Linked DNA regions of Mus musculus: all the other regions are linked to region 1. The links are chromatin loops, found by intact Hi-C in ENCODE. Cell type or tissue: heart. All regions are shown on one strand. Region 1 has its middle 19 kb from the start of Krt78. Region 2 has its middle 13 kb from the start of Krt72. Region 3 has its middle 8.6 kb from the start of Gm52200. Region 4 has its middle 19 kb from the start of Gm35853. Region 5 has its middle 12 kb from the start of Krt84. Region 6 has its middle 5.7 kb from the start of Krt84. Region 7 has its middle 9.5 kb from the start of Krt76.

The links. A loop is a pair of places that touch in the nucleus more often than their neighbours do. Peaks named below come from ENCODE experiments on the same cell type or tissue, not always from the same donor. Only the 100,000 strongest peaks of a DNase experiment are listed, where the experiment ranks them.
Region 2: it touches region 1 in a loop (6-fold over the local background); 35 of 42 quality-filtered maps call a loop at or near these places.
Region 3: a loop joins it to region 1, with 5 times the contacts of the local background. A loop is called at or near these places in 39 of 42 quality-filtered maps.
Region 4: it touches region 1 in a loop (4-fold over the local background); 41 of 42 quality-filtered maps call a loop at or near these places.
Region 5: it touches region 1 in a loop (8-fold over the local background); 32 of 42 quality-filtered maps call a loop at or near these places.
Region 6: it touches region 1 in a loop (3-fold over the local background); 24 of 42 quality-filtered maps call a loop at or near these places.
Region 7: a loop joins it to region 1, with 2.9 times the contacts of the local background. A loop is called at or near these places in 3 of 42 quality-filtered maps.

The regions. Positions count from the first base shown.
Region 1 is chr15:101,971,410-101,975,409 of GRCm38, reverse strand. It overlaps a transcript of Krt78 not described here. Among named protein-coding and RNA genes, the nearest start is that of Krt78, 19 kb to the right of the region's middle. In heart, CTCF peaks have their summits at 1,305 and 1,539 (motif pointing right); DNase peaks (open chromatin) are centred at 849 and 1,549; H3K27ac peaks cover 840 bases; H3K27me3 peaks cover 1,808 bases.
Region 2 is chr15:101,771,033-101,775,032 of GRCm38, reverse strand. No RefSeq gene overlaps it. Among named protein-coding and RNA genes, the nearest start is that of Krt72, 13 kb to the left of the region's middle. In heart, CTCF peaks have their summits at 2,149 and 2,794 (motif pointing right); a DNase peak (open chromatin) is centred at 2,162; H3K27me3 peaks cover 2,861 bases.
Region 3 is chr15:101,325,370-101,329,369 of GRCm38, reverse strand. No RefSeq gene overlaps it. Among named protein-coding and RNA genes, the nearest start is that of Gm52200, 8.6 kb to the right of the region's middle. In heart, a CTCF peak has its summit at 1,945 (motif pointing left); DNase peaks (open chromatin) are centred at 129, 1,939 and 3,179; H3K27ac peaks cover 363 bases.
Region 4 is chr15:101,338,073-101,342,072 of GRCm38, reverse strand. No RefSeq gene overlaps it. Among named protein-coding and RNA genes, the nearest start is that of Gm35853, 19 kb to the left of the region's middle. In heart, CTCF peaks have their summits at 103 (motif pointing left) and 2,367 (motif pointing left); DNase peaks (open chromatin) are centred at 133, 2,342 and 3,472.
Region 5 is chr15:101,518,364-101,522,363 of GRCm38, reverse strand. No RefSeq gene overlaps it. Among named protein-coding and RNA genes, the nearest start is that of Krt84, 12 kb to the left of the region's middle. In heart, a CTCF peak has its summit at 2,400 (motif pointing left); no DNase peak of the experiment used is centred here; H3K27me3 peaks cover 1,805 bases.
Region 6 is chr15:101,536,505-101,540,504 of GRCm38, reverse strand. No RefSeq gene overlaps it. Among named protein-coding and RNA genes, the nearest start is that of Krt84, 5.7 kb to the right of the region's middle. In heart, a CTCF peak has its summit at 2,040; no DNase peak of the experiment used is centred here; H3K27me3 peaks cover 2,471 bases.
Region 7 is chr15:101,900,397-101,904,396 of GRCm38, reverse strand. No RefSeq gene overlaps it. Among named protein-coding and RNA genes, the nearest start is that of Krt76, 9.5 kb to the right of the region's middle. In heart, a CTCF peak has its summit at 1,806 (motif pointing left); no DNase peak of the experiment used is centred here.

The DNA of each region.
Region 1 (4,000 bases):
GTGGGAGATGAGATCCAGAAGGACTCTGGCCTTGACCTCTGCTCCTAGTAAAAAATGAATGTCAGGTAGAGTGAGACTATCAGGTGACAGAGGACATGGGTCCTAGGAAGCCTGGTAAGAGTCACCTGGAGAAGGGTTTTGAGGGAGAGGGGACAAACCAAAGGGACACCTCGTCTGCATGGCTAGGGATCTTGAAGAAGGGGACAGTACTTGTTCTGTCCCCTTTATGGAACCCTCTGTGACTTCTATCCCTTTGAGCTCGTTCTGAAGGTTGACCACAAGGGACCAGGTGACCTTTTGATTAGAAAGCCGTATAAAGGTGAAAGGGCCAGGTGGAGCTTGGATGTCTTTCTCACTCCTGGTCCTTGATGTCTTATCTACAGGGCAACCTCCAGGGCTGGCTGGACACTGGTCATTTTCAGGGTCTGGACTCCCAGAGGTTCTGGGACATGGCAATCACTCCACTCTCTGTTCTCTTCCTTCTCAGCCACGCTTTGCCAGCCTCTGCACCCCTGTCCTGACCTACCGAAGGGTCTCTGGAAGGCTAAGAAGGGCTCCCTTCAGTATTTGGACTCTAAGCAGGCCCCTTTCTTTTTTGCCTTTAGATTTTTCTGTCCCCCACTTTGCCCCTAAGGCTTGGATGAGCCAGAAGGGTGGGGCTCCCTGTTGGCAAGACTCAATTTTGCTGGCTGGGAGTTTTTCAGGGTGCTAATTAAAAGGAACCACCCAGAGAGAATGACTTCACTTGTTCTCACACACACACCCTTCGGCCCTGCCCTCTCCAGTGGCCCCATTCACACGCCGGGGCGCACTGCGGGTGGAGGAGCCCACGGCAAAGGCAAGACCCTTTGTGTCTGTCCACAAGCCAAGTGCAGGCTCAGAGCATTTTTAGCATTTCCCCTCCTAGTCCAATGTTGCTGTGGCTGCATTTCCCTCGCTGGTCCCCTCCCTGCTGAAATAGACAGGCAGAAACTGACTCTGGGTGGGAAGGAAGATGGTGTCTTCCCAGGTCACACGCACCCCCCCCCCCCCGCCCCACTCTCCCAATAGGAGCGCTGCTGTGAGGAAATCTTTCCCTGGCTGGGATTCCGTCCAGTTCTCGGGCTTCATCCCCTGTGGAATGGGCCTCACTGAAGAGAACTTAGTAGGGCCACTGTGTACTGTGGTTTTGAGGATCTCTCCGCATTACTTACTGTCTTCTCTGCTCCCTAAACTCTTCCCAAAATGTGGTCACGATCCCTTTCCACTCTGCACTGCCGGGTGGCCACGTGAGCCTAAGGTGGGCTCTGATACTCATGTTGGAATATTTAATGATGGTTCTTAGAGCCCAACTCTCCCAAATACTCTTGCATCGCTTTTTGGGAAGACCACGTTGACTCACTTGGTCTTGGTTATTTAGTGGAGGGGCGAAATGGTAACTTTCTGGGCTGACTCAGGATCTGGGAGATCCTGGGTGCTAGGCAGCGTTAGAACCGCTGGGAGGCGAAGAGATGCCACGAGCAACCCCAGTGGGGAGAGGGGAGGAGCTAGGCTATTTCCCAGTCTCCCTGCATTCTGGGATTGCCCTGTAGGGGTCGCCCTAAGCCAGGTTTCCACAGATAGCAGCGGCTCATTGCTTCTTCAGAGTCTGGGTCGCATCTCCGACCCTCTGTCCCCCAGTTTGAATTCTTTCCTTCCTCCAGGGTCCTCCAGCTACCAAGAGTCCAGGAAAGGGCACAAAGCAGGGACAGAGACAGCTTGTGACCTAGAGGCTGTGAAGTGACAGGAGTGACAAGTGTTGGTGGCTAGAAAGAGCACATGCAAATAGCATGCAAACGAGCATGGCTGGACCGTCCTGAGTAGCACCTGCCAGTCTGGGCCCAGGCAGGCATCCTTTTCCTAGCCCTGGGTGAGGATAGAAGCACCTGACTCTTCCCTGGCTGTGTAGACACGTGCTACCCCTTAAATGCCACCATAACTCAGGCAGGGGCTATCGTCCTCATTTTACAGATGGCTCCCATGAATGTTTCTGCTTTCTCCCTTTTCTCTCTACAGATCAGATCGCAATCCCAAGTGAGCGTGGGACTAATTCAGCAAGCAACCCTTCTCTTCCAGTAGGGTCTGTTGCTCTCCGGTGCAGAGATACTGAGAACCTCTAAAACACCACAGGAGGGGGAGGATGGTGTCATAGGGGTGCCAGCTTTCATCTGCCTGGGTCCCACTGCTTGCTTTGTTGTCTCATGAGGGGGTCACTTGTTCAACTTCTCTCCCTTCTCTAGGTTGGTTGCACCTTTTCCTTTGTGTTTGTGTGGGGCCTGGGATTTGGAATTGTCCTATCTAACTCACCAGTGACTTGTTGTCTTCTCAAGGCCCAGGGGCTGAAGGTGACATTCCAGGAGGGAGGAAGACCTGTTCCAGCTCTGCCTCAGGGAGGAGTCCATCTTTGGCTCCTTAACACCATAGCCTCTCCAGCGTTCTCCATTTTCTGGGTCCTGTTCTTTCTTCCCTACCAGCCTGCTCAGCCAGGTCCCCCTTCTCAATGCCGCTCTTTTGGTTGCTGAATTCCTCTGAGTCCGTCCCCCCCCCCCCCAGGCTTTACTGTTTCTGAATGTTACCATCACTTGGGCCTCTACAAGCCCTAGACTTCTACCCAGGCATGGCTGTGAGGACTGAGGCTTGGGGCAGAGATGTTGCAACCTGACTTGACGGGGGGGGGGGGGGGGGGAGTTAGGCACACACTTGCTTTCCAGTTCCACACTATCTGCACCCTACACGAGCCCCTGTGGTCACGGTTCCCACGGAGGTGACCAGACCTTTGCCTCCCCACCTCTCTCCTCCATTCACACACCTCCCTCCTTCCTGAGGTCATTATGTGCATCTTTGTCGACTGCACCACCTAACACTTCCCCAGATGTTCCATCTGGTCTGAGCATGGCTCTTTCTCCCAGCCCCCCAGATAGGGGAGTATCAATGCCAGAGGGCAGATAGACATAGGATTTGGAGAGGAATTACAGTCAGCTGCAAACTCCAGCTTTGGTTGTGGGATCTCGGTCAAGTCCTTTTAGGTCTGCAGAGCCTTAGCTTTCTTAGCCATAAAACCAGGTTTAGCCAGAGGTGGCCTATGTAAAGCACCTGGCAGATATTAGCTTCACATATAATGGCGATCTTCAGGCATGGTGTCAACCACAAAAAGTGACTTCCTGGAAGAGGCCACGAGGAAAGCACCCCCATCCCTCCCCCTACCCATGCCCTCTCAGTGCCCTTCCCTCCTTGAGGGTGCCTCCCTTAGCCCTTTCCTTATTTTGCTCTGGAGAGATGTGGGTGGAGCAGAGCTCTGTCCCTGGAAAGGGATGGTGGTGGGCTCTGAAGGTCCCTGCCAGTTGCCGGTAGCAGGAAGTGGGCCTGCCTGAGTAGATGGTCTGAGAGGTTTCTACAGCCTGGAAGGGGCAGAAGCTCTCATCCAGTCCTTCACAGGAACAAGGGTGGAGAAAGGGCACCAGCCTACGGGGCTTCCCTACAGAGAGCGAGCACCCCGTGCAGACTGGCTCTGGTCTCCTTCCAGTTTCGATCAGAGGGCGTTGTGAGGCTTGGAGGGGTGGAGTTGGAGGCTTTTCTTTGGAAACCCTCAAAGCTTAGGAGGAGAAGAAAGTCAGGTCAGAGACTATCTTACAGCATGGAACCTTGCTGTCAATGACAAAGCACTCATGCCGAGAGCTATGTGTCTAGGATGTGTGTGGGGAGTCCAGACCTCCACATACAACCTCAGATACCAGCTCTTACACATTCATAACACCTGTCCCTGGCACACTCTCCATCCTGCATGCCCCTCTTACACTCTTTACACACTCAATATGCAGCTAAATGTTGCATACACGTGGGCCATGCCTTTATATATTTTCTCCATTTTATTTTTCTCTGGAGGCAGTCTGTGGGTGTAGCCCAGGTTGGCCTCAAACTCCTTGTCTTCCTGTGTTAGCATCCTGAGTGTTGGGATTTCAGGTGTGTACCACCATGACTACCC
Region 2 (4,000 bases), 200 kb after region 1:
CTACTGAGGGTAGGAGAACCCAGCAACAAACAACACAGTGTCTAACATGGCAGCGAGTAGAGTTAACTTCTATGAAGAATTATCAGCATAGGAAGATGAGCAGTTTGGGTGATCTTTGTAGGCGTGTGTCTCTTTGCAAGGATGCTGGTTTCTCAGGTGGCCAGCCAACTGATGTGAACAGAGATCTTATCATGGGCAGGCCGGTCTTTCAAGAACAAGCTTTGTTGAAAGGTGGCGTTCCAGGTGCCTATGACATCTTTTCCTATGTCCATCCTTCCTTGATCCATATCAGTCTATCCCTTAGCTGACTAGACTCTTCTCACCCAGGGGCCATTTATCTATTTTCCACTTATTGAGAAAAATAATTTCCTCATCTTTTGTAGCCAGGATGAAATTTCATTCCCTCCCATGCACCTGTTGTGCCCAGTTCTTCCAGGAAACCCCATCAAGCCACCTAGCATGAAAAGAGAAGTGACATTCTAGCTGCCAGCCCGACCATTCCCCAGGCCCCACTCTTCAGGAGTGCAAGCTCAGAGGAATGAGAGTTCTGCTTATAGTACCTGGGAATAGTAGGGTCTCAGCAGGTACCTGTGTAGCTGTGACACCCCTTGAACCTATGCTGGTATCCATGCATGTCCCTCCCCTATCCCTCAACACCCTCTTGTCCCAGGGTCCTCATGTGTGGCTCAACTCAGGATATATTTCCTGCGAGAATGTGCTACTAAGTGGAGTCTTTGCTTCTGGGGAATTAAGAGCCCTACATAATACAAACGCCTTAATGCCTTGCCATGTAAGTGAGAAAACACCGGGTTAGTAGGTTTGTGTTTCTAACACAACCACATACATACACTTTACATAATTTATTGTTGAAATGGGGGCCCTTTGATATCATCAAATGCTAAACTGATCCTTGGGAAAGAGGCAAAGCAAAGACATCCAGGCTAACGTCCCTCTGGACCTGCCTGGCATTCTGACTTTGGATTTTGCTTCTTTTAATTGCCAGTTGTGGCGCAGTAGAAAAATCATGCCCTTGTAAAAATGGGTTTAACATTAGCTAGCCTTGTCCTTTTGGTGTGCCGGGAGCTCAGCTCAGCCCCATTGGAGACTTTTCTACCTGGCAGAATGGCTAATTCTCCTGAGAACTGGTATGGACCATTGTCAACAATGAAAGTGCTACTGTCATACTGCCCAGTTTGCTCTGGGGTGTTGGGACTCAGGGAGGGAGGTTAAACAGCTCACCAAGGATCAGACCATGTATCGAGGAGGGACAGAAGTGGGCGTTGAAGCCCTGTGAGGTTCTGGGGTCTGTGATTCCAGTCGTGGAGGACACCTCACAGCTGTTATGACTGCAGCTGTGTGTTGCGTAATGAAGACTCACGTGATTGGAAAGTGTTGCTAGGTGATCGTGCCAGGGTGCAGGCGTCAGAGTGTGCTTATGCGGAGTGTGCTTATGCCCACCTAGGCAGTGCAGCTCAACCCTGAAAAGATGTACACAGCTGTTGCTGGGGCAGCACAGTGGATAAGCAGAAGTCACACTCTCTAAGATGACGAATCAATGCATCGTGTAGCAATGCAGGCACTGGTGACAGCCATCTGTCTTCTTGTCAAGTATTGCGACTGCCTATAATTGTTTTATGCCTGGTGGTGTTGTGAGTGTGTGTTCTCCAGACTTACCACGAACACCTGAGTCCTACCCAGTGCTTTGGAGCATCATCAAATGACAGAAAGTTTTCAGCCTTCTTATCCCACTCTGGGACCTGGTTATATACACTGTTGTTTGTTGACCTGAACCTGTCGTGTGTCATTGCAAGATCTGAGTGACTGATAACTTCATTTGGGAAGAGTCTTGCTGAGTAGCCCTGGCTAGCTTGGAACACCCTGTGTAGCCCAGGCTGGCCCTTGACTTGCCATGGTCCTCCTGTCTCTCCAGAATACTGGGATTTGAGGTATTCAGCACCATGTTCTGTCCACGGGACTTGCATCTGTGGGTCTTTCTCTGTGTTTGTAGGATGTGTACTGATTGGTTCAGGGCCCAGGAGTCGGGCAGCAGCAGAAGTTGATAGAGTTAGACTGTGTATGGAACGTTGGATTTGTCTCAAGTGCTAACACTTCTGGTACATCTAACCTGTGCACACACTGCCCTCTGTCAGCAGCTCCTGGTACTGCACCTACCTCGGCCCTGAGAAAAAGATTACAAAGAAGCTGTGGGGGATAAACCCGGGTCAGCCCAGTGCCTCTCTGGGGGAGGAGCTGCTTGGCTCCCTGGCATGCCTAGACTGCTCCCAAACACTGAGTTGCCAGGGCCTTGTCTCCTGTCTCCTCCTTCCCCTCCTCTCCTCTCATGGAAGGAGAAAGGAGGCAGCCCCCTCTTTCTGAACCTCCCCACCTTCAGTAGCTAGCTGTTCTTTCACAGGGCTTTCCCTCAGGTGTCTGAGAACATCCCTGTTGTGTCAGAGGTCCTGGGAGCGTGGGAGGTCAGTCACTCAGCAACACTCCCTCCTCCAAGTCCCACTGGCATCTCAAGCAAGTCCCAACCTTGGCTATAAGGGCGACCTTTGAATAACTGTCTCTCAAAGCAGATGAACCAGCACTGCACAACTGTACATAGACAATCTTGTACAGGGCTTCCTGGAGGAGGATGTGGAAGGCTACTCTGTGGGTTCCCCAGGACTCCATTGCCTTAAATGCCTTCAGGGTGACTGGTGATTATTTTGCATTGCCTGTCTGTCTCTGTATTCCTCTTTGGCAGCTCCTTTCAGCACCAGCAGGGGGCTGGGGTGTAGAGGTGTCCTCCCTATCTCCTCCAGCCTCAGGGTAGCATCCACTCCACATCCCATGTTGCTGTGGGTCTCCCTTAGGAGGCCGATGGTCCTAACCTCATATTTCCTACCGTCTGTCCCCACAAGGGTTTTAGATCTAGATCTCCGAGGTTCCAGGTCCTTCCAGCTGTAACTATAGATGAAGAAGCAGAGGTGGCCTGGGACACTGCCAACCAGCAGTGCATTTCATTCCTGGCTTTGTTTCTTTGCTACTCATCAGTCTGCCTGCCTTTGTTGTCTCTTTATTTTAACAATGGGGAGAAGGGGAAAGGATTGGCGTGAGGGTGAGTTAAAATGGTTGAAGTGCTGATTCCAGTGACTGGTGCCTGTAAGCCGTGGACAAGCAGTTGCTCCGAACTTCTCTGAAATGTGCCTACCAGACTAGCCCATTCCAGTCCTGCTCCATACAGCTCTTACTGCATTCTCCTCGGACCCCAGAAGGCTCTTTCCCATGGCTGCTGGCTTGCTCCACACTACCCTCTGCTCTTCCTCATGACCTGGAAAATAAGTGTGCCCCAGTCCTGATCTCACTGCTTCCAGTCTCCTGGCTCCCTGGTGGTCGCTGTTCTCCCATCTTGGCTCTCCTGGCTCCTGGTTCATTTTACAAAGCCCCCTTCTGATCTGGCAGTGGGCATTGTGACTTGTGGCCAGCCATCAAACCCCCACTTGCCTTCTTGAGACCCCTGGTCACTAGGGAAGTGAGGATTTGGTTCCCTGGCACCCGCCCTCCCTGGCACTGTGAGGGAAGGGTGAGTAGAGCTTTCTAGCTACGGAGGGAGAAGATGATGTTGTGGCTCTGAGCTCCAGTGGCCGACAGCTAGCGGCTCCTAACCACTGCTTGCTCCAGTCTCCAGTTCTATGACCAGTCTGCGTCTGTGGGGATAGGGCTCGGGCAGGACATTTCCTGAAGTCAGCAGGTGGCCTGTCCCTCAGTCTCTGGCTGGGCAGCATGCGGATATTTGTGTTGACAAGCTTCAAGGGCTTGGTTGGCAGTCTGTCGCCAGCCGTGGTGTGCAGCCCCTTTCTTCAGTCTCGGCTCTTCACTGAGCAGCTTTTTCAGACTCTATCTTCCCTCAACACCCTTCATTTTCCCCCCTTGATATCCTACCTCTGTGTCTCTTCCTCCCAATCCCCACCTTCTCTGGTGTTACCTGGTGCCCAGTACCTTGGTCCTACCCAGT
Region 3 (4,000 bases), 650 kb after region 1:
CAGCCCCCAGATCTTCCTGCTATGGAAACCCCCTCTCCATCCTAAAACCCCTGCCAGCTGCTATCTAGAGAGAAGCACAGGGCTAGCTTGCTGGTCTGAGTCTCTACAACCTCAACCACTTCCAAGGCAGCTGCCATAGCCAGCTGAGGGGATTCTGAGCCCCAGCTGAGGCCACATTCCACAATCCCTGACACCACTCCCTTCAGCTTCCTCTCACCCTCAGCCCTGAGGAGGCAGGGCCATCCCTGGTGACTCTTTTCTGGGCCTGTCACCATCATATGAGGAGCCCTGGCTTAGAGAGTGGTGAGCCAAGGACACACACACACACACACACACACACACACACACACATACACACACGAGGCCCTGTCATGTCACGTCACTCAGTGGGGTTGAGGCTGAAGCTCTTTTACCCAATCCCAGGTCTCCATATAACCAGGGCTCACACCAGAATCCTAGCCAGGAGTCACAGCCACTTGTGGGCAGTGGGAACCAGGGGAGACAGGAGATTGGGGACAGGTAAGGCCAGGTCCCAGGCCAGGGTGTCCCAAGTAGAGATGCAGATTCTCATAGATTCTCCAGTTCAGTTCAGTTCAGTTCAGTTCAGTTCAGTTCAGTTCAGTGAAGAGGTTCTTCCTCCTAGGAAACCCGCCCTGCTCTCCAGCAGCCATCATGGCCCAGGTCCCTGCCCTTCTTGCCCCCACCGTCCAACCTCAACTCACCCCATGTTCATCAGAGGGATGATTCTCCCTGTCACAATGTGGGTCTTTCAAAAGCCTGGGTTAATAGCACAACCCTCCAAACACTTCCGCCTTCAGCCTGCAGTCCTCATCACGGAGTGACCCTCAACCCACCACAGCAACCAAGAATCCACTGTCTGCCAGCCACACCCAGCCCAACCCAGCAGGACCCCATGATGTACAAAATGGTGCCCAGGCACAGTGAAAGCCATCTTTCCTTCCAGGCCAGCCCCATACTCCTCCAGCCCATGTTAGGCCTCCCTATAGCCCTAAGGCAGGCTCCAGGTTCCAGCTCCAAAGGCCCTCTTCCCTCTCACCCAGACTCCCAGCAACAGCTTTGGTATTCTTCACACCTGGGCACTCTTTACACCTGCACACACTTCACACCTGCACACATACTTCACACCTGGGCATTCTTCACACCTGGGCACTCTTTATACCTGGGCACTCTTTACACCTGCACACTCTTCACACCTGGATACACACTTCATACCTGCGCACTCTTCACACTTGGGCACTCTTCACACCTGCAGCACTTCACACCTGTGCACTCTTCACACCTGCACATACTTCATACCTGGGCATTCTTCACCCCTGGGTACACACTTCACACCTGCACACTATTTTCACACCTGCACCTCTGAGCAATAGGTTCTCCAGCCCAGCTCTCTCCACCTGACATCCCCTGCCACCCTGACTCCGAACTAGATCCCCACCCCACACCCCTGCATGTCCAGCACATCCCATGATGGTCCTGTGGCAGGAGTATGTATGGTTGCTTGAATCTCACTTATAAGAAGAGTGACATAAGACTCCAAAGCTGTCCTTGAGTGAAAATGTGGAAGGGAGTGGGGGTGGACAGGGCCAGACTCAGTCTTTTACCTGAGTCCTTACAACACAACTGTGGGGACCCTAGGCCTGAGAGAGTCAGAGGAACCAGGACATTTACAACTGACACCATCACTGACTGCCCTTCTCCTCATGTACACACACACACACACACACACACACACACACACACACACACCTTTTAAACCATGTGTGTATAACCCAGCTCTCCCAGGCCTGCAGCTTCCTCACACCACACCCAGACCTGCTGGGCAGGCTCAACAGCCTCTCTTGTCCACCTCCCGCAGAAAAGCTGCCGCAGCCCTGCCCCCACTGGGAAACAGCAAGTTCCACGGAGCAGGAGCGCCCTCCAGTGGACAACATAGGACTAGACCTCCTTAGGCTCTTGGGACCGAACCAGAGCTGGTGAAGAAAGCCACCAGGCAGTTGGCAAGGGTGAGTGAACTAGGAAACAGAGGCAAGCGGTGCTGCAGCTTGAGTCTTCCTTCAACTCAGTGATGGTTGGACTGGAGCTCGAAAAGTAGGCAGAGTAGTGCCCTGAAGCTGATGAGTGAGATTGTGACGTGGGCCTGGGCTGAAAGGTGAGGGAACCAACGGAAGGGTTCCCTTCCTGTCAATGAGTTTGTACAGGAGGACCCACCCGTGGAGTCCCTGTAGCAGGCAGAAGTAGGGCTTAACCAAACCTCTCTATATAGCCCCATTACTCCACCCTCCTCTCTAAACAGCTTTCTGGGGGAGCTGCCGGTAGCCCTATGAGCCACTCGAGAGGGGCACCAGTGTGCATACACAAGAGAAACCGACGAACTTGCCAAACAGGCCAAAGCAGTCCTCCAGGTGAGGTCGTCAGGAACCCACAGAATCTTCTCCCACCTATGAAACATACATGGCTTAGATCAAAAACCCTAAAGTAAGTTGAGCAATGGCCCCAGAAAAATCTACCTGGGAGGATGACTTCATCTGGAGTATGCAAGTGAGATCCCCTCTAGTTCCCAAGTGAACCCTAAATCTAATGACAGGTATCCTTGTGAGAAACTGACAAGAAGAATACACCGGCACGTGGTGAGCTCAGAGCAAATCTACGAGGACTGCGGAATCCTCCAAGCTGCTAAAAGCCAGCAGAAGGAGGCAGAAGAAGGGTCTGCCCTGGAGCCTTCACCAGGGCCACAGCCCTGCAGACCCCTTGATATAAACATGGACTTACAGACCTGTGAGGTAATCGATTTCTGGTGTTTTAAGCCACCAAGTTGGTGAATCCTTAGGACAGAAAATTAAGACACTCGTGAAAATTAAGTATCTCTGCAAGAAGGGGCCGTGACTATGGACTTAGAGCCCCTAAGGGGAAGGGGCGTGACTATGGGTTTAGACCGCCCCCCAAGGGGAAGGGGCGTGGCTATGGGATAGCCCTCCTAGGAGGAAGGGCATGACTATTGATTTAGCCCTCCCAGGGGGAAGGGGCGTGACTATGGGTTTAGACTGCCCCCCAAGGAGAAGGGGCGTAACTCTGGGCTTAGACTCACCCCCAGGGAAGGGGCGTGGCTATGGGATAGCCCTCCCAGGAGGAAGGGCATGACTATGGCTTTAACCTCCCAGGGGGAAAGGGCGGTGACTATTGACTTAGCCCTCCCAGGGGGAAGGGGCATGGCTATGGGCTTAGCCCTCCCAAGAGAACCATGAGGGCATCTCCATGAGGTTCAGGTCTAGGATTTAGCTCAGCAAAGTGGGGTAAGGGAAGATCAGGAATTCATGGTCATCCTGGCCCTCAGCCAGCTCCCGGCCCACTTACCTACAGGAAACCGTCTCAAAGGCCCCACCGCACCACGCCTTCAAAAGTTGAACACTTCCACACTTGCTCACCTGGCAAGCACCTATTGACAATATCATGTAATTGGGCACCTTCATTCTGCAGATGTCCTGAGATTTAACAGTCCTGGGGACTGTTCTAGTAACATTCCTATTGCTGGGGCTAAGACACCATGACCAGGTCAGCTTATCAAGTGTTCATTTGGGCTCACAGTCCCTGAGGGTTAGAGCACATGGCCCTTGTGGTAGGGAACATGGCAGCAGGCAAGCAGAAATGTATTTGCATAGCCGCTGAGAGCTTACATCTTGATCCACAAGCATGAATCAGATGCGATGATAGATAGATGATAGATAGATAGATAGATAGATAGATCACAGCATGAACCATCTTTGATGACTTTTGAATGCTTTTGAAACTTCCAAGCTCACCTTGGCCCCTGAACACACCTCCTAATCCTTCCCAAATAGTTGCACCAACTGTGGACCAAGTAGCCAAATCTATGAGCCTGTGGAGGCCATTCTCATTTAAACCACCACAGGGACGGTTACAAACAATGCGCGTGCCCACTTTGCGCCCCCCCCCCCGCCCCCGTGAAAACCCTCCTGAGCTC
Region 4 (4,000 bases), 630 kb after region 1:
CCAGCCCCTCCTCTTTCCTTCTGGCACAGTCACCCAGGCTGCTCCCCAGTAGAAAAAGGTTGACCAGCCCAGACAACCAGCACAGCGGCCACCACTGCCCTCTCCTGGCAGAGGCAAAACCAACACATCTCTGGAGCCTCCAGGAAAGAGGCAGAAAGAAAGCAGCTAGGGATGTCTTTGGAAGTGCTAAATGCCAGCCTCAGACCTACATATACTTGGCTCCAATTTTAGACCTCAGTTCTGAGAGTCACTCAGGACCGATGCCCCTTTCCTTCCTGCGCTGTTTCCTCCCCAACACCATCCACTGAATGGCTGCCACAGCGCCCAGTGGCTGCGGTGGTATAACTCACATGAAACCCTTCCCCTGCTCATCTGCTTCCTCAGCATCAGGTCTAGAGTAACATCACCACCACCCCCCATGGACACCCCATTCCAAGAAACCACCCAACTGTCTGCAACTCCACTGCCCCTGTTCCCTGGATCCCTTTCTTTTGCTTTAGACAAAATAAGGGATCATGCTGATCTCTTTCTTGTGCTTTGGTTGGTATCCAGACAAAATAAGGGGCCGTGCTAGATCGGACCTGGTGCCCACTCCACATGAGAGAATTTACATCTGGTACCGAAAACTCAGTCAGAAGCCTGTGGCCAAAGAAGTCATAGACTCTAGTAGAGAAACCATTGCTGTTGGTTTGCTAAATGGACATGGTGTGCCCAAGAATGGCCATCTAAATAACTACATCTGTGCCCAGAGAATACTGCTCCTGTCCACTCTAGTCAGAGAAGCTTCTTTTTGCAATGATCAGCCATAGTTGTGAAGATTGATGCCTGGTCAAGAACAGAGAGAAGAAATGACCATCGGATACCCATGCATAAATGGGACGTCTGTATCATCCAGACCCCAGGGAACATCCTTCCGAAGCCCAGGGAACATCTTGGGGGGGGGGAAGAAGTAGAAGGAACGTAAGAGCCTGGGGAAGTTGGGGAATTGGGGTGAGGTGCTGACTTCCTGGCGTGACGTGGCTGCTGTGCTTATGAACTCACACCAGCTGTGACTGGCTACCTGCACAGAGACAGCATAGGATTAGGCCCCTCAAGATCCCGTCATAAACCTGGATGTGATGTCACATGCCCTCCATCTCAGCACTAGGGAGGCAGAGGCAATCTTTGTGTTGAGACCAGCCTGGTCTAGATAGCTAGTTCCAGGCCAACCGAGGCTACACAGTGAAACCCTGGCTCATAAAAGGGGAGGTGATCTGGAAGTGGAAGGGAAGCTACCTGAGAAGAAAAATATAATCAAAATCAATACATGTGTGAAAATGTGATGAAACCCATCGTTATGTATGATTAATGTGTGCTGATAAAAAAGCATTTTAAAGGAGAAACCACACTTGGGATTTCCCACAGAGAGCTAATGGGGGGTTGGCTAAGACACAAAAGAGAAAGGGGAACACCTGTCACTCTCTGGGGATTAGGAAGCCCAGAAAGTCACCCTAGAACTGAAGGAGGCAGGCTCGAGCAGGGAGAACCTGTGGTGCTTTCTGGACTTGAAGGCATGGGACTAGAGAAAGCACGGCTGAATATCAAAGGCTATATGACATTCTGACAAGGTATCCGACTCTGGATCTGCAGGGGAAAGGGCAAGGGTTACACAGCTGTCCTAGGAGGAATGTGGGTGATGTCTCCAGGTCCCTTGCCAGAGCCTCTGCTCAGAAATAAAAGATCACCCCTCCTCTGCTGGCTTGCTTCCATTTTTTTTTTAAGCTTTCAGGGTGTCTGCTAAGATATCTGAGTCTGATGGCTGTCACAGTAGCCACTTAATTTCTGCCCAAAGGAAAGCAAACAGAGCCAAGGTACAAACACCCCAACTCCCAGACTTTAGGGTCAGCACAGCTAAGACACAGAGAAGTCACTCAGTCTCTGTCTCTCTGTCTCTGTCTCTCTGTCTGTCTTTCACACACACACACACACACACACACACACAACACATACACACACGTGCACACACATCTGTGTCTCTCTCTTCCTCCCTCTTCCCCCTCCCCCTCTCCCTCCCCTCCCCCTTTTTCTCTCTGTCTCTCTCTGTTTCTCTCTCACACACATACACACACACACACACACACACACACGCACACACGCACACATCTGTGTCCCTTTGTCTCTCTCTCTGTGTCTCTCTCTGTCTCTGTCTTTCTCTCTCTTTCTCTCACACACACATACACAGCACACACACACACACACACACAACACAAACACACACAGCACAGAGCCAGTCCTACCCTCCTTTCACCTGCCTTCCTTTGTGGCTCTATCTACAATCTGCAGGCTCCGAGCGCCCCCTGCTGTCCATTGTCACATCTATACCAGCACACTGAACAGTGAGCCCTTACCTTAGGGACTGGGACAACACCCTACTTATGTGAGCCACAGAAGAGGCTTAGCACCATTTGGGGTTCCCTTCTCCCCTCCACTGCCTCCAGTACAGAGGTGGATTGCCTGGCAGAGATCTGTGCTGAGAGCCACAGGTGCCCTGACTCTGGGCCCCCTGTAGGGTCATAGGAGAATTGTCCCAAGTTCTGAGGTTGAACCCTAAGAGAGAAATAAAGGGGCCAGGTTCAGGGCTCCTTAATGGAGTCTATTACAGATCTCTGTCCCTGGTTGGAGGTTGAGAAACCCCCTTTCTTCTTCACATCTGGCATTTCTTGCCCAAGCTGTGGACTCCCGAAGGCTCCTGTGCCGTCTACAAGGCTGTCACAAACCCATGTGGCACCAGCCTGATAGTCCTTCCATGAAACATATTAAGGTATTCCACTTGTGTCCAGAGCCAAGAAGGGAGAGAAGGCACATGGGCTGACAGGGAGGTTGAGAGAACCACATGGCACAGTACACACACATCACACATTTGCACTAGTGAATATAGACATGCATTGCACACATGTATACACACGCATACACAAACATATGCATTTGGGCTTTATGGGTCATATAAGTGTATACATCTTAATGGAGGCATCCTACAGACACCGGCCACCAGCATAGCAACCATCTCTGCAAATGTGTGCACATACCCTGGTCACTGCTCACATGCACACATCCCAAAAGTGCTGAAATGATTCCACAGTGAGACGGAACTAAATTTGAAGCCTGATTTTGCCCTTGCCCTTGCCCTTGGGCTTGTACAACTTTCAGAGTCTCAGTTTCCCCATCTTTGAAAATGGGTACTAAGGTTACCTGCATCCAGGGCTATAGGGACTGAAGAGGATAATGTGTGTGGTTGGCCAGGTACAGCACAAATGTTCTGTGACTGACAGAACACATCCCAGGCCTGTTTGTGACAGGATTGGAAAGGGACAAGAATGGTCCCTATCTATGATTTGAAACACTGTGGCCTCAACCTAGGTATACACGTGACCAGGAGCACGCACACACTGGGGGCACTTGTGTGTTTCCACTGTTTATTGAGGCTGCTTAGCTACCGCTGTGCTTAGAGCCCATGAAGCCCAACCCTCTGGTGCCTGTTGGGACAGGACCTGGCTGGATTCTAGCATTCCTGCTGCCTCCACTTCCTCTTGGTCACAGACAAGGAGTGCAAACTAGACAGCTTAGGGATCATTTAATCCCTAGGCCACAAAAGGCTTTACTTTGATACATTGTGGCCTTGGCGTGAGACTTGGGGAGCCTAGGATACATTGTGGCCTTGGTGTGAGACTTGGGGAGCATAGGGTTCTCCTGAGGACTCTACGGCCTGCTCACCCCCTCCCTGTTTGCACAAGCTGCATATGCTAAGACCATAGCTCTGTTGAAGCAAAGCTCTGGGGTCCAAGCACATATCCTCCCAATACCCTATGGCCTATGGCAGAGGAAAGGAGTTCTTTGTCCTGTGTCAAGAGGAAAAGGACCATGGTTCATGTGCTGACACAGAGCCACAGAGCCATCAAGCCAGTCACAAGGTCTATGGGGCTTCAAGGCCACCCCCTGGAGGCTTTATATCAGTCACAACACT
Region 5 (4,000 bases), 450 kb after region 1:
GGAGTCAAGAAAACACAAGCACTTCCCACAGGGAGGGATAGTCAACAGATACTCATCACCAATGATATGCCTGTGAAGGTCATCACCCAGAGACTATGAAACACTACTGTAACCATGCTCTATAAGGTAAAGAGACACACATCAGAAATGACTAAGAGAGTAAATTGGATATTGTAGTTCAGACCTATAATCTCAGCATTCTGGTTGAGGTGGAAAATTACAAACTTAATCCAAGGTCTCTATTGGTTACAGACTGAGTTCAAGGCCAGCCTAAGTGACTTTGGAGATTTGAAGTTAGATACTCCAAGACCCTGCCTCAAAACAGAAAGCTTAAAAGGGGATGAGACATAGATCAGTGATAGAGCATTTGCCCAGCATATTCAAGGGACTAGACTCAATCCTCAATAAAGAAAGAAAGGGGGAGGGAGGAGAGAGAAACAGAGAAAGAGATTTTCTCAGCACTAGAGAACAAATGATAGAGACAAACCCAAGTAGATCTTTTAGAACTGGAAAGTAGAATATTTGGAATGTGAGAACAGAGAAGAATGGACAGGAAAGACTCAGTGTGCTGGAGACAGAATAATAGTCATTATCCACTAGGAAGAACAAAGGAAAAAAGAACTGGGAAATATTAGGCTGGAAAAAGTATCACATTGCACATGGGAGCAATAATTCAAATCAGCATTAGCAGAGTTCTCATCAGAAGCACAGAAGGCTGTGAGGCAGCGAACTGCAACTCCCAAGGGCCAAGTAGGAAAAGGACTTCAGGTGCCTATTTGTTTGGTGATGTTTCTATGTGTGTGGTACCAGAGCTGGAACCCAGAGCCTGGTGTGACCTGGCTAAGCCTCTTCCACTGAGCTTTATCTTGGCCCTGCAAGTTCAAGACTCCATAGCCAGCAAGCACATCCTTCTGAAGCAAAGGCAGGGGGGATAAAAGACAGGTATGCTTTGTAAGCAAGCCCCTCAAAGTAAAGGGGGGGGACACCTTGGGGAACTGGGAAACGTGCAGTGCAGGGATGAAGAACACAAAGTATCCAATTAGATGTAAGACACTGACTTTCTTCATGTAGCAGAGTGAAGGATACAAAGTATCTAACTAGATGTAAGAGACTGTCTTGCCTTCTGTAGCAATGCAGGAATGGACACAATGTATCCAACAGATGTTAGACACTCCTTTATAGACTCCTTTATAGACTCTGAAAAGTGCACAACTGTTGAAAACAAAACAGCAGCCACTTCAGAGCAGGTGGGGATGGAAGTAATAAAGCCCTAGCTCTATCCAGGAATACTGGTACATGCCTGTAGTCCTTATGTTTGGGAGGTTAGGAAGTAAATCTGAGGCTAGCCCAAGCTATATAAACACTCCCAGGTCAATCTAGACTACATACAAATCCTCTCTCTCTCTCTCTCTCTCTCTCTCTCTCTCTCTCTCTCTCTCTCTGTGTGTGTGTGTGTGTGTGTGTGTGTGTGTGTGTGTGTAGTGCATACATATATATTCTAGCTCTATGTAGACTGGGAAATATTTTTTATATGCATTGAGACTCTAATTAAGTTTAAGTAAATTTTTTGAGTTTTACTTTATTATAATGGTGTGTGTGTGTGGTAAGGTATGACTGTGGAAGTCAGAAGACTATCTTGTGCCATCTGTTTTCTCCCTAACCTTTACATAGACTTGGGTTCTGGGGATCAAACTGAGGTCACCAGTCTTTACAGCAAGCCACTGAGTCATCTCACCAACCCCTAAAAGAACATTTTTAAATATTCAAGGAATCTAAAGAAAACAAAAAAGAGGTGATAGAAGGCAAACATCCGGAAGACCAAAATGAAAATAAATAAATAGAGTCATAGACTTAAACAGACCCACATTAGTAATTGGTTGTGATACACATGGTCCATCCATTATTGTGCCAGGAGCTCCCCTCTTCTGCTTCCATCAACAGAAGCAAACCCAAGGTCCAAGAGGTTAAACTCCTACACAGGGGCACGTGCTTGCCTGACCCTGAACACTAATGAGCCACTTGTCTTGTGGGTAGACTGGAGACCTATTTCCAACCTCCAAGAGTTTGTGGAGGTCAAGCTCATGCCACAGTGCACCTGAAGCACTTAGCTGGCCTTACTTGGCACTCAGTAGGTGCTGCACAAGAAAGCCTTCATGTTGCTTCAATAGATGCATCTGCATTCTTCTTATTATTATTATTAGTGACTCACAAATAGAGACAGAAACCCACTACTGCATTTTTATCCAAGGTGAATGCCATGTGGGCACACAAATCTGTGGACAGCTTCAGTTCCCAAAGAGTTGACATCTTGGGCAACTCCAGACACCTCCTTTGCCTTCCCTGCTCTTCCTCAGGCTTTAGGAAGGCCAACTGAAGGCATTTGCTGCCCTCTGCTGGCCACTAGCTCCAGAGGTTCATGCTAGAAAATCCAAGGCAAGTGGCAGGAAACTTGAACATCTTTTAAAATCATTTTTCCCCTCCAAAATTTTATTTAGGAACCAAACATTGCAATGATCAAAAAAAAACTTTGCAGAAGAATCCTATCTCTCCCTCTCGCCAACCGTGGCTATCTTTTCAAACTCCTGTACCCTACAGTCTTTTTTCCCAGAGGATACTCACATCACTCTGGGGCAAGAAAGAGCCATATAAGGTTCTAAGTCCAGCAGTTTTCAAACCTGGAGTGGTCCTCCGGGTTGGAAGTCTACAGCTGTACAAATGTGGCATTTTCTGCCCTCCTTCAAATATTTGAGAAAGCTGTTCATTTATACACATATATAGTCAGCCAACACTGAATTCTCAGAGCAGTTGTAAGTGCTAGGAACCTACCAATGGCAGACAAAATGCCTGTACCCTTTTGGCTTATTTTGGGATGAGGCGATAAACACACAATGGTGGCTATGTAAGATGCATGGATTATACAGTGCAATAGAGGGTTTAAACTCTAAAACATATTTTAAAAGTAGATCATAGTCTGTCAGACAACTCAATGAATGAGTCAAGTGTTTGTCATGTGGACACAAAGACCTAAGTTTGGATCTTCTTCACCCATGTAAAAGCCACGGTGCAGTCATGAACATCTCTAACCCCAAGGCAATGGGGCAAGGACAGGTAAATTTACAGAGCTCACCAACCTAAAAAAGAGAGCTTTGGTTCAGTGAAGAGACCCTGTCTCAGAAAATAAGATGTAGAACAGTTGAGGAAGATAACTGAAGTTAATCCCTGGCCTCCACAGGCTCCCACATGGGTGTGTGTTACTACACACACACACACACACACACACACACACACACACCACATACACACGAGAGAGAGAGAGAGAGAGAGAGAGAGAGAGAGAGAGAGAGAGAGAGAGAGAGATTAGAGCAAGGTAAGCCGGATGGAGACAGCCTTAGGGTAGGAGGGCAGGTTACCATTTTTGAAAGAAGAAGAATCTGAAAGATGACATTTGCACAAAAGACCCACAAGCACCAATGGAGCAAGCCTTGTGGATGAGAGAACAATGAACAGAAAAGACACCCACTTGGAAGCTCTGAGACGGGTGTGTGCTTGTCACTTTCAAGGGCCAGCATGGGTGCTGAGGTCACAGGAAGGAGACATGTGAAGAAGCAAAAGGACAGGCAGAAAAAGGCCTTGTCACCTGCTCTTCAGAGTCTAGGTGACATAAGGAGTCACAGGGACATTAGAGGTAAGTGCCACAGTCCAGCCTAACCTGTGATGTGTGGGTCTCCTGAGTTGAGACTTAGGGACTGGGGGCATCAGCAGGGAGACCCATGACACAGCTTGTCTGTTCTCTCACTAAATACAAGGTGAAATGCACAGCTGTTTTCTGGGTCTGTAGTTCAACCAAACACAGCAAACTCCACTCAAGCTGAACACGTGTCCCACTCAAAATGGTTGTGTTGTCTCCACACAAATTCTACACAGCTTGTAGAAGGTCTCAACTGTCCTTGGGTGCCCTTTGTTATGCTCAGAGTTCCTGAGCCAATCTCCTGAGGACACC
Region 6 (4,000 bases), 430 kb after region 1:
CGCACATGTGCAAGACACTCTCCGTGTTATGAACAGCACATGTTATGCACAGCCTCGCCATTCCATGGATGCACATACACACATCTAGAGGCGACACATAGGACCCCATCATGCTATGTCAAGACTTAGCTTAGCATCTCCCATCTCCACCATTTGTCCCCATGGCCTTGGAGCTCCCACCAGGGGCAAGCTTTGGAAATGGGTGACATCTGGCCTAGGAGGAGGACCAGGACACCCCCCTAACCTCTCCTCATTTAAGGAGTCCAAGGACTGGAGTTAAGCCTGGAGGCCAGCAGTCTCACCCTTCATGAGGCCCTAGAACCCTCCCTGCTGGCTGCATTGACCTCAGAGTTCATCCCTCCTCGAGAGTTTTCTGTCCCTTGTGGTGGCCCCTGCTGGAATCAGAAGGTGCCTCCTCCTTCCCACAACCACATTCAGAGTCTCCATTCTGTGCAGAGCCCTGAGCTAGAGGCCCATGATACCAAGATGAGAAACAAGGCCTGTTAACCTCCCAGAACTCTGGACCAAACTGTGCAACCATAGATGATGCTCAAAACAAGCTAGTGGCTGTGCTGAAAGCTGGTTAGAGAGGCTCACAGAGACCCAAGAGAGGAGTGTGATGGGAAGCCTGGAGCTGCAGATTCTGGGCAGCCTGTTTAAAAGAACCCTCTCATCCGCTTTTTGTTTGGGCAATCTATTTTTGTTTTGCATTTTACTTTTGAGATAGGCTCTCTCTATGAAGTCCTGGCTGTTCTGGAACTTGCTGTGTAAACCAGTAATAGCCTCAAACTCAGAGAGATCCTCCTGCCTCTGCCTCCTGAGAGCTGGGATTAAAGGCGTGCGCCACCACACCCAGCCAACAACAGATATTAAGTACCTGCCTGAGTCAGGCTGGAGTGCTGATGGTACAGAGGTGAAGGAGACAACCCTTCCTGTAAGTAACAATACTAAGAGCCCTTAGGAGAGATGAGACTGGAGGTACCTTTGGCAGGCCTGTGCCAAGGTGTGCCACTAAGAAATTATGCCTCGCAACAGATCTAGTGTAAAAAGTTTGTTGGGGGAGGGGGGAGAGCAAAAGGCTGCCTTGAAGTGAGCACATGAAAAAGAAAGACTGAGCTCTCAGTTTCCTCCCTCCCCCTCCCCCCTCCCCCTCCCCCTCCCCCCTCCCCCTCCCCCTCCCCCCTCTCCCCTCTCCTGCATCCTGGAAGCTGAGGGGAGAGCTGGTGTGGCCAGTACCTTTTATGAACCACACCTGCCACACCTGAAGTACTTTGAGATGGCAGGTAATGATGTAATCTGCTGCCAGGTCCCTGAAGTTAGGCCGATGGAAATACCTGATTGCTTACACCTGTGACAGGATGCTAACTGGCACAATCACTGCTGAGAACCGAGTGTTGGTTTCCAAAAGTGTTACACATAGAGTTACCTAGCTAGTCCACTCCTAGATACATACTCAAGAGAAATGAACATGTGTTTCCATACACAAAAAAGCTGCTACATGGTTCATAATAACTAAGACTTGGAAACGATTCAGATACCCATCGGCGGATAAGCAAAATGATATGGCACAGCTGGACAGTGAAAATATAACTTTATTCCTGAGAAGAAATAGGATGCTAATGGGTGCTACAACATGGGCAATCCTTGAAGCACTCGAAGTGAAAGAAGCTGGCACGATTGGCCACTAATTGGGTGACTCCTGCATGTGTTAGGAAATACACAGATAAAAGGTAGCTCCTAAGGGCCAGCCGGAGAGGAAGCTGGGAGCCAGGGAAATAATGACAGCTGCAAACATCTGACAGAAATTTTACCAAGTCCCCTTAAATAAGCCTGTTGTGTGGAGCTGTGCATTGTACTCTGGGGCTTTTAAGAGCAGCTTAGTGGGAGTGCAGAACTGAAGCAATGATTATAGCCGTTGTCTCTGACAGAAATATGGCTGGATGGCGGGGGCAGGGCTGAGTGGTGGGGGGCAGGGCATGACAGAACTTGGGGTCTCAGTGTAGCCAGCAAGACTCAAAAGCTCCCCCTTCCGGAAGAGCAACAGGTAGCAGACAAGCCTGAAGCTCAAAGGTCTGCAGGACTGTGAGATGAAAGAGGCCATTACTGTGAGGCACAGCAGCTGGCAGGGGCATAGTGAGGGAGAGCCTCCATCTCTGCCTGCACCTGTGCCTGCCAAACTCCCTCCTGGTTTATAACCTAGGTCTCTGGAACTAGGAATACTCTTGGCCTGGAGTCAGCAACCAGCCTCTTGTGAGACTTTGATTCCAGGCCAGTCGGGCTCCTGAGAGTGATTGCTAGGAGGTGGAAGAGCCCAAGCAAGTGCTACCCGCAGCAGCCATGGACACCCTAGCTCAGGCCTGGTTACATCTCAGGGACTCCACACAGCTTCTTCAGGTTGTATCGTCTTGCAGTAGCTACTCTTCCTTCCACGGTGTGGGAGGTGATTCACAGCATGAAAGTGCCTCCTGGTGGTGACCTGCCAATTCTCATTCCACTCTTCTCAAAAACACCTCCCTCTGTGCAGACCCACTGGGTACCAGGAGACAGGAGGAATCGCCTATCCTGGTGGGTGGCATGAATCTAAACCTTGCTACTCACTGAGGGTCCCAGTAGGGACAGCCAGGGAGCAGTTTGCAGAGCTCTGAGGAGGATGAGAGGAACTGGAGGTGAGCACTATATTCCTGTGTCTGCCTTCCCAAGTGTCTCACAAGCCCATGTGCCTCTCCCTGCCCTGGCTGTCGAGTGCTTTCTGCCTCAGAACTTGTCCCCAGAATCCTTTGCTCCTGTGCTTCCCAGTGACCCTTCCTCATCCAGTCACCTCTGTGGTCTCAGGTTCACTTACTTCGCCCTCTTTCCAGCTAGAGTTACCAAGCACTCAGAAAGAAACCCAGCAGCTTGGCTTGGGACAATGGCTTCAAAAATGGCACTGTGATTCTGGGGGGCTAAGGATTGTTACATCCAAGGCCTGCCATGGAATGCAGATAGTTCTAAGACAACCTGGGCAACGTAGTAGGAGATGAAGGGTGGGAATGTAGCTCAGTGGTAGAGCAGTTTGCCTAACATGCACAAGACCCTATGTGCAATCCCAGTATAGAGTGGAGGGGAGGGGTGGAGTGAGGGGTGGGGGAGGAGGAGGGGAGGAGAAGGGAGGAGAGGAAAGGAGAGGGCAGGGGAGGGGAGGGGAGGGGAGGGAAGGGAAGGGAAGGGAAGGGAAGGGAAGGGAAGGGAAGGGAAGGGAAGGGAAGGGAAGGGAAGGGAAGGGAAGGGAAGGGAAGGGAAGGGAAGGGAAGGGAAGGGAAGGGAAGGGAAGGGAAGGGAAGGGAAGGGAAGGGAAGGGAAGGGAAGGGAAGGGAAGGGAAGGGAAGGGAAGGGAAGGGAAGGGAAGGGAAGGGAAGGGAAGGGAAGGGAAGGGAAGGGAAGGACCCTTAGCAGAGGAAGGGAAGCTGGGACATCAGAACCATAGGGCAGGAAGATGCCGCTCTGCCAGCATGATTGCAGTCAACGCACACACCGTGAAAGCATGGTGGAGCTCTGTGGAAGCAATCTGAGCCGCACATACTGCCAAGAGCAACATTTTCACTCCGGACTGGTTATGTGGAGTAGGCAAGAAATTTGAATCCAGCCAGAAAAACTCATCCTTTGGTAGGTAGCAGGTGTTGCCCAATAAAAATGGATCAGTTTACCTCCCCTAAGGAAACCTTTGGACCCTCAGTCTGGGAAGGCACAGACAGGAAGGTGCCGGACGATGGTAGCTTCTGCCTCTGACCCACCCACCCAGCCAGGCACTCTGGAGGGGCCACTCCAGAACTCGCTTTCCAGACAGGAGCAGGTCTCGACATGAGAAGCTCAGCACAAACGCATGCCCAGGCAGAAGGAGCAGTTTAGCAAAGCCTCCTCAGCTCCTGGGCTTCCCCTCCTGTCCTTCCCACACACACCCACAGGCCCAGCCAGACCTACCCGGACTTCCTGGACCTCCCCTGGCTAGCTAGGAGGGGGTTCT
Region 7 (4,000 bases), 71 kb after region 1:
GTGAGCAAAGGTCAGATATAGCCTTCTCTAATTTTGCTAGTTCAATAACAAAACTGTAGACAGCTACTTGAGTGAGATGATTTTAGGTTGTGATAAGGATTCAGAGGAAAGGAACTAGGAGCCCAGTGGAAGAAATGACAGGGCTGATAATGGATTGAGTGGGTCAGAGAGCAGTGAGCTGTTGGGTGATGATAGTTTCCCAGGCAAGGGTGGGTGGGTAGGGTTGGTATGGGGTCGAGTTCCTGGATAGACAGGCTAGAGCTGTTCATGAGATGGCTAGAGGAAGTGTCTGGGTGGTAGTTGGATATGTGTGTCCTGAGAGAGGGCCACCAGATTGGAGAGACTCTTGTGGGCGTCATTGATATCTGGAAGACAAGAGTAGTTTTGGCAGCCACAGGGACTGATGGGTTCATTCAGAGAAGACAGAAAAAAGGGGCGCAGGTGAGATTTACAGAGCCTGACATGTAGAGTCACAGTGAGGAGCACTGCCAACCAGGTTACAGAGAGGTTCAGGTTTTCTGGAATGCTACAGGAGATATTAAGGGGCTTCTAAAGTGTCTCTAATAAAAATTCAGAATCAGCTTAGCCTTCCTTGGGATAATGTCTAGGGCAAGTCTCCTACCCAGAGAGTGGCCTCTGCCATTGCTGGTCCTTCCTGGACTCTAGCCTATGCTCCATACCCTTGCTCAAATTGATGGTGTTTTTAAGAAGCCCCGTTGTATAGGTAGCCTCTAGGAGTGGTGTAGGAAGCCCAGAAGTGTGACAAATAGGACAATTCCTTAGAGGTGTCATTGTCTCAGGGAAATGGCCATGACAGATGACTCTGATACCAGGATGTGAGACCAAGGAAGCAAATGTCACGATAGCCTGTGCATTATCAGCCTCACCCTGCCTACTCTAACCCAGGCTGAAGGCAGTCACAGGGACCTGCCGAACTTTAGCCTTCATTCCTTCTTCTCCTTTCCTTTAAAGCGTGGCCGTTCTATGCTGGCTTTTCAAGGGTTCTTAGGATGCTGGGCTTTAGCTTGCTCCTTGGGTATGAGAATTGCCTGGATATTATCCCAAGGAAGGCTAAGCTGGTTCTGAGTTGTTGTTTTTTTTTTTTTTTTCTTGGAGCCACTTTAGAAGCCCCTTGACATCTCGTGTAGAAGCACTCCAGAAAACCTGGACCTCTCTGTAACCCGGATGACGGTCCTCTTCATCCTTCTTACCAGAATTTTCATTCTTCAAATAGGTGGGGCCAAGGCTTGCTTGTGTGCACTGACTGGATGACTGGACTCTCACCAGGGGCAAGACAAGAACAATCAATTTTTACTCGTGATTCCCTCTGTCTGATAGCTCCCCCTTCACCTCACTCTGGGCGAGGGTGTATCAACAAGCTCTTTTCTAGGAACTGGTGATTTACTGGTTCACTCCCCCCTTGACACTGGGGTGTTTGTAGATTCCTTTCTCTCTCTTGTTGGGATGCAGGCCTCGGGCCAGAGCAAACATCAACAGTGCTGATAACACACACACACACACACACACACACACACACACACACACCAAAGATCAGAGAGCAGCTATATCTTCTGTAGACTGCTTCAACCTCCCGGTGCTCATGAGGGTGTGAGTGTCAAGTCTGGGGGTAATTTGGAGTTGATCTCTTCATCCCTGTTTGGCTGAAGCTGGGTAGGATTTCTGTCAGCCAGGAATCAGAAATCTCACCTGGTGGATCTTAGGCCATTCCTCTCTGCCTCCTTAGCCCAATGTTTTTCTCTCTCTGCTGACAAAGGCCGCACATGGGGACACCTTGTGGTAACAATGTGATGGCAGAGAAGACTCAGTTCTGAAAACACATTTTCATGTATTTTTGTGTGGTTTTTGTGTATACTCCTTACAAGCCCTTTTAACATACACACTGGCTAAGGGCAAGCTAATCACCTGAACTGGAGGCCGGAGGCTGGAGGCCGGTTGTGTCTCCTAGGAAGCTGTGGTTGAGCATCTGATACGCTTGGAAGCCTGTCCCAGATGAATTGTTAGAGCTCCATCAATGAGGCGGGAAATATCGCTCTGCATGACACTAATGCTGTGGTTTGCAAGGAATGTGAGTCCCCTCCCCCAGCAAAGGGTGATGTCTAGTGGCGTTTCATTTGCTCTAAATGATATCTAAGAGGCTTAGTTGTTATTGGTATCCCGAAGCTTGCAGGTCTGCCCCTGAGAGGGCAGCAGCTTCATTGCTGGGGAGCCTGCACAGGGACAGGAACTCGCCTCAGCACCCCTGCCCCCGGGGGACAATGCTACAGTTGAGCTAAACAGGGACTTTTCTGCGTTTGAGAGAACTTTTTGTTTTTGTTTATTTGTGTATGCATGTATTTGTCTTGACTGAATCTTGCTTAGATGGCCCTTACTGGCTCAAAATTTACTATGTAGGCCAAGTTGTCCTCAACATCACCACAGAGCCCAGGGACCCCCAAATTTGCAGGCAATCTTCCTGCCTATGACTCCTGATTTCTGGGGTTATAGGTGTGAGCCACCACGTCCAGCTCATGAGAACTGTTGTAAAATGGAAATCCTCATTAAAAATTTTATTTATTTATTTATTTATTGTGTGTATGTACTTGCATGGCTTTATGTGTAGTACATGTATGCAGGCCAGAAGAAGGTACTGGATCCCTTGGAAATGGATTTATAGGTGGTTGTGAGCTACCTGACTTGGGTGTTGGGAACCAATCCCATGTGTGTGTGTGTGTGTGTGTGTGTGTGTGTGTGTGTGTGTGTATGTGTGTGTGTGTGTGGCCATGGAGGCCAGAGGAACTGGGTTGTCTGGAATTGGAGTTACAGATGGTTGATGTGGGTGCTAGAAACTAAATCTGGCACTCTTAACCCTGGAGCGAACTCTTCAGTCTCCTTCTATGGGGACATTACCTGATGTTCTTCACTGGCTGGTACATATAGTGCGGGACCTCACCAGACTGATGAGAGGGGAAGGGGGAGTCATCAAGGCAGCTGTTGTCCTGACATTTAACAAAAAACAGTGGATGCAGCGACTGATCTTTGTAGGTGTGGTAATTACAGTGCTTAGGGAGCCTGATGGGTAGTGGCAGACTTGGGCCTTAAATCCTGTCCTTGTAACCACTGTGCTATGCTGTTAAACAGGCTGTCTGAATCCTTATGGGGTCACCTGTGTGTTCTGTAACTCTGGAATGTGGGGCTAATACGAACTGAGGAGCCATAAATCAAACCTGAGGTTCATCTGTCCAAGGAGAGGGGGGCACCTTCACAGGAAAGATTAATGCATGTACGTGCACGTGTATATGTGTGTGTGTGAGTATGTGTGTGTGTGTGTGTGTGTGTGAGTGTGTGTGTGAGTGTGTGTGTGTGTGTGTGTGTGTGTGAGTGTGTGTGTGTACCTTGATGATGATGGATGGCTTTCTGTGTTACCACAGAGGCATCCACCAGGTTTAAAACCATTTTCATGAACACAGGTTGATGCTTCGAGACAAATCCAGCTGTCATGTTCCATGAGTGCATTCTTTAGATGTCAAAGTGGATTTTTTTCACAAAAATGATATATTTGGACTTGCCGAAGTTTGTATAGACAAAAAAGGCTCCGTGAATTTACCTCTGGCCTTGCAAGTGGATAATTTGATTAAACTCTTGGGTTAGGGAGCTAGTTGATTCAAGCAACCTAATTAACCTCATATCTTTTTCTGTAAGGTGAGATTGAAATTCTGGCCTCGAAGAGTTTTGTGACAAATAGAAATTATTCTTGTAAATAGCCTAAGGCGAGACTTTGTACACAGCAGGGACTCAATCCATGCTAGCCATTTTAAAATATTACTTAATAATTTTTAAATTTTTATTTTGTGTATGAGTGTCCCCCTCTGCATATATGTATATGTGTCATGGGTGTCTAGAGCTCTTGGAGACCAGATGAGGGCATTGGATCCCCTGAACTGGAGTCAGAGTTGGTTGTAGTCACCACGTGGGGGTTGGGAACTGAACTTGGGTCCTCTGC